Regions from separate parts of the Homo sapiens genome. Here region 1 is linked to region 2. The links are chromatin contacts, found by Hi-C or POLR2A ChIA-PET in ENCODE. All regions are on one chromosome and are shown on one strand. The core of a region is the stretch at or near the end of the contact, and the rest is flanking DNA. Distances in the headings are between cores, read along the strand shown.

The links. Hi-C counts contacts between places; a loop is a spot of excess contacts on that map. ChIA-PET counts read pairs that join two places held with the same protein, here RNA polymerase II (POLR2A). Pooled maps may share reads with other maps.
Region 1: a loop to region 2 is called in a map of posterior vena cava, with 35 times the contacts of the local background. The contact joins two enhancer-like sites. A Hi-C loop is called at or near these places in 7 of 168 maps with a recorded cell type or tissue (aorta, ascending aorta, cardiac septum and 2 more) and 8 of 50 pooled maps. POLR2A ChIA-PET finds 5 or more read pairs at or near these places in 5 of 52 experiments (MCF 10A, PC-3, PC-9 and 2 more).

The regions. Positions count from the first base shown.
Region 1 is chr4:168,709,568-168,712,267 of GRCh38, forward strand. PALLD (palladin, cytoskeletal associated protein) reads left to right here. Exons shown (of 22, transcript NM_001166108.2): 10 at 2,014-2,356. Among named protein-coding and RNA genes, the nearest start is that of PALLD-AS1, 62 kb to the left of the region's middle. Within about 2 kb of position 1,369, at least 10 of the 41 ENCODE cell types and tissues checked have a DNase peak (open chromatin) inside an H3K27ac peak, as active enhancers do; they include ascending aorta, where a contact is called at or near this core.
Region 2 is chr4:168,757,186-168,759,885 of GRCh38, forward strand. The region is part of intron 10 of PALLD (palladin, cytoskeletal associated protein); the gene reads left to right. Among named protein-coding and RNA genes, the nearest start is that of PALLD-AS1, 110 kb to the left of the region's middle. RefSeq lists an enhancer at 709-1,209. Within about 2 kb of position 1,331, at least 4 of the 41 ENCODE cell types and tissues checked have a DNase peak (open chromatin) inside an H3K27ac peak, as active enhancers do; they include ascending aorta, where a contact is called at or near this core.

The DNA.
Region 1 (2,700 bases), core at 119-2,618, 48 kb before region 2:
AAGGAAGGAAGGAAGGAAGGAAGGGAGGGAGGGAGGGAGGGAGGGAAGGAAGGAAGGAAGGAAGGAAGGAAGGAAGGAAGGAAGGGACAAAGCGACTGTCCCAGGAAGAGAGCTCAGCTCAGCCTTCAGGAATCTGGCCACTCCAGGAGTCACCCTAACAATCTAAGTTCATCGTGAAACAAAGGCTTTAGGGGAGGGGAGAAGAAGGAGTGAAGTGGAGATGACAAACAAAAAGATAATGATCGTGTAGCAACTGAACACACAGGGGGCTTTCTTTAAAATCGTGCAGTCTTGGTCTTGGAAACGATGGAGCTGGTTTCCTAACATCCTCCCGCTAACCTAGAATCATATTCACATTGGAAAGCCACCTCTGCATCAGAGGTGCAGTCACTTTCTCAGCAGTGCCAACACATGAGATCTGGAGATACTTGTACAAATAAGCCATTGTCTGATCCACTGTTGAAACTTCTGAAAAGGTAATACAAGATAAGCCTTCTTGTATAAAATGTAATACAAGATAAAACTCAGAGAAGCTGTAAAGGCCTTCAAACTCAAATTTCACTGATAGTCTGTATCAATGATAGTATATAACTAATATGAAAAAGAAAGCAATGTATTGTATTATTGAAGTCAATTTTCAAAAATATATGGATATTTTCTAAACTCAAAAACTTACCACTAGGGAAGGCAATATGAAACAGCTTTTTTTCTTTTTCTTTTCTTTTCTTTTCTTTTTATTTGTCTGTTTTCTAGTTACTAATGAGCATTAGCTTACTTTAATTGCCTCATCTCTGCCATTCATCTTAAAGATATTTTTAAAATATGTTTTTGACCAAGCCTGGAACATAATGTACATAGTAGGGAATCAATAAATGGGTCATTTGTTAAATGATACGGACTTGGAGAGAACAACTGAATTGTACTTGGATTCCTTCAGAAGAGCAAGAACTTGGTGCTAGGTGGCAGCAGAGACACAACCAAAACTTATTTAGGGACCTTAGAGTGGCAACTGTAAATGCTTTTTCATCTTCATTAAGAAAAGAAATGGGAGGGTCATCTTAAGTGGGAAATGGTTTCTGTGAATGACTACTGTAAGTGCTGAAAGAAACCTAAGTGTCAGGATCAGAGTTACAGAGCAAAGAGGACCCCAGCGTTTTGATTCCGAGTTGGCTTCAACACTGTCCCATCAAATGGCCATAGCAGGAGTGCAGTGTTTAAACAATATGGCCAAAACCCTGGGCTCTATAAGTCTGAGTGGCAAAAATTTGTGTGTAATATTTTCCATTTGTTTCTGCAGTAAATCTGCTATAGGTCAAACATAATCAACAAATATTTTATTTCTGAGCTTTTTGTTTACCTCAATAAGCATTTTTGAGTGCATGCCAGGAGCTCTGCTGGGCTGTGTGGGCAAGGTGCAGAATCTAAAAAAGACGTGATCTCAAGATGCTTTCAGCCTATTGAGGGCAACAAATAAAAATCTCTTTCGTACTGAGTTATAGTTGGAGCAATCACCTAATATGGAAAAAAATATTTTTATGAGATTATGAAATTTTACTTGGACTCCAAGGTTTACCTTCCCTAGCTTTAGATGAATATCCACATAAAACCTTTACAGCTTGAGCCAATTTGAGTAGTGACAGCTAGGATGTTCAGTCGGACCCATGGACCAAAACGTGAGAGGACAAAGCATTGTTGGTTGATACTGTTTGTGTTGTCACTTTTTTTGCCAAGTTCTATCTTTAGCTCTTGTTTGGAATTTTTATGATTCGGTAGCTGGGTTCCCCAAATGTGAGCTCAGTCAGGAAATGAAACGGTAGCACTCGTTCAAAACAAGCTTGAAAGAACCAGGCCCTCCAGCTGGCAGTGCTTCTGCGTCAGATGAGAGCAGCACAATCACCTCTTCTTTAACAACTTCACACAACACAGGGATTCTCAGAAGACTCTGACAGTGTGAAATCACTTGTTGAACTAGTGGCATCTTCTTATGTTTTTCCTCTCTTTCCCCTTCCTTAGCCAACACTGAAAACTGTAGTTACGAGTCAATGGGAGAATCCAACAATGACCACTTCCAACACTTTCCACCTCCCCCTCCAATCTTGGAGACAAGTTCCTTGGAGTTGGCTTCAAAGAAACCATCTGAGATCCAGCAGGTGAACAACCCTGAGTTAGGCCTGAGCAGGGCAGCCCTTCAAATGCAATTCAATGCTGCTGAGAGGGAAACGAACGGAGTCCATCCCAGCCGTGGAGTAAATGGACTGATTAACGGCAAAGCTAACAGTAATAAATCTCTTCCAACACCAGCTGTCCTGCTTTCACCCACTAAGGAGCCACCACCTCTGCTTGCCAAACCAAAACTGTGAGTATTTCTGCATGGTTTTATAATAATTTCCATACCCCTGTTACATTTCCTGTCTGGTGAGAAAAAAACTTTTGCCTGTATTCAACTATGTGGCAAGTTGGCCTTGACTCATGGGACCTTGCTGCCAAGTGGTGTCTTTCAACAATATAAAAGACACCTAAAAATAAAGAAGGGAAATGAAAAGCTTGGTGAAATCTGCCCTTTGCTGAAAGCTATAACTGGTTATGGCTGTGAAAATATCTGTGCCCAGTGTGGGCTTCCAACATACAGCTAAGGATGTAGCCACTCCCTGGAGGCCATGGAAAAGGGGGATCTACTTTCAGCCCTTTATTAAAAGCATT
Region 2 (2,700 bases), core at 81-2,580:
GCTGTGAGGACAAACAGAAAACTGATACAGTACCCAGCTGGAAATGTTGATTTCCTCAGATTTCTTATCTACAAGGTGAAAAATTTTAGATAACTTCTAAATCCCAATGTATTACATTGCCAAGTCAAAAAAACATCCTAGGGTGAGTGCCTGAAAGGCTAAATTGTGAAAAAGAGTCATTACTCGGGTTGTTGATGTCCTAAATATGATGGTGTCATTACTGACTAGGGAGGGTGCTAGCATCATTTGTATCCAATGCCCATGTAATGATTTGAGATGACAATGGAAACGTTAAGAAATAATTTAAATCTATTATGAGAACAACTCTCATTTATTAGTTTACTTGTAGCCATTTCTGTGATTCAAATGAGCATTATGATTATTTTCTGACAGAAAGAACGAAATCTCAGGACAGTTCCATGTCCATCTGTAATTAGACCTCATGGCCAGAGGGCCACAACAGTGAGGTATGTGACACATCACCTCTGGGCTGCTGTAGCTGGGCGGCATGATGACTAAGTGAAAATGACAACGGCAATAGTAACAGGTGTCACTATACCACTTTAGAATTTACAAAGCCTTTTCATAAAAATTAACATATTTAGGCTGGGTGGGGTGGCTCACGCCTATAATCCCAGCACTTTGGGAGGCCGAGGTGGGAGGATCACCCGAGGTCAGGAGTTCGAGACCAGCCTGACCAACATGGCGAAACCTGTCTCTGCTAAAAATACAAAAATTAGCTGGGTGTGGTGGCGCATGCCTGTGATCCCAGCTATCTGGGAGGCTGAGGCAGGAGAGTCGCCTGAACCTGGGAGCTGGAGGTTGCAGCAAGCTGAGATCACGCAACTACACTCCAGCCTGGGCGACAGAGCGAGACTCCATCTCAAAAAATAATAATAACATATTTAATCATAGGGACCATTTAAAATGCTCTTTCATTTGTATTAAATTAGTTCTCCAACTCTGACAGTTTGAGCATGGTTGGCCCAGCTATCCTGATGGCTCCTTCCTGCTATTTTTTTTTTAATGTTTAAAACTCATCTTTTCAAGCTCAAGAGCTGTTGCTTTGAAGAGGATTTGAATAAGCATCTGAAACTGTTGGCTCAGACATTGATCCAACTCAAATTTCCAAAGCTGCTACCAGAATGCTTTTCCCATACAGATCCAAAATGAATGTGAAATGCTGCCTGTCCTCTTTCTCCTGTCTTCCTTTCAGTGACTCCACTTTCTCCACAGTGGCCCTCCACGTCAGGCAGCCCTTCTAAAGAATCCACTGCTTGGGTGTGTGTGTTCCCCACGTTGCATTCAGAAGGCACATCCATGCATCTCAGGCGTGTAGGTTCTTCAGCATGAATCATGCAAACTTGGTGAACCATAAACCTCTCCCTGTGGATATGAGTTTGTTGGTATTTTAGTCTGCTTGGAAACAGTCTGAGAAACATTAAACCCAGCTTTTTTGAGGTTAGTCCAAATTATTTTTTTAGACTAGAGAAAAAAAAATATTATGTCTCCTAAGGAAACTTGTAACCACGAACAGTAAATTTTAAATGTTTTAGAATGGTTTTCTTTTTCCCCCTCCCACATCCCCCACTTGTGCATAGTTGAAATCCCTAGTTTCTCTCACCAAGAAATACTACATGCTAGACTCACAGATCCATGGGCTGGGCCTGTGCAAATGGATTTCTTAGATTAAAAGTATAAAAACAAGGCTGGGCATGGTGGCTCATGCCTGTAATCCCAGCACTTTGGGAGGCCAAGGCGGATGGATCACCTGAGGTCAGGAGTTCAAGACCAGCCTGGCCAACATGGTGAAACCCCGTCTCTACTAAAAATACAAAAAAAAATTAGCCAGGCGTGATAGCAGGTACCTGTAATCCCAGCTACTCAGGAGGCTGAGGCAGGAGGATCACTTGAACCCGGGAGGCGGAGGTTGCAGTGAGCCGAGATCGTGCCATTGCACTCCAGCCTGGGTGACAAGAGTGAGACTCCATCTCAAAAAAAAAAAAAAAAAAAAAAAATATATATATATATATATATATATATATATATATATATATATAGAAACAATATATGCTCCATTATACTGACCCCACCAATCTTACCCTTTCTCCACTTTTCCAGTTCAATCATCCCCTAAGTATTCGTGTATAGTAGGATTTTAAAATGCACAGTACCATTCATGTGCAGAAAAGCACCTTTATTTATAAAATATGAATTCAACTTGCTCTACTTGGCAGGAAGGTACCTAGACCTCACTCACCTATTCAAGGAAACTGAGTCACTTCCTGTTTCAAACCACAGTTTTTCCAGGTTAACTCAATCTCTGTAGCATTTACCATATCCAGCCTCAAAGGACCCCACCCATCCATCCTTTCTTTGTTCCTTTGGGGAAAGAGGAACCTGTGAGAAGAAGAAAACCACAGGGAAATAAGACTTTGAGTTTGGAGAAGAATAAGAGAGCATTATAAAGTGATAAAACCTAAACATGGTTCATTAGGAAAAAGTGACTGAAATTCTAATCCTGTGCAGGTCCAGGATTATGAGGGAAGCAAAAAGAATGCCACTGACACTAGAATAGAGTATTTCCTGCTGGGCATGGTGGCTAATGCCTGTAATCCCAGCACTTTGGGAGGTGGAGGCAGTGGATCGCTTGAACCCAGGAGTTCGAGATCAGCCTGGCCAACATGGTGAAACCCCATC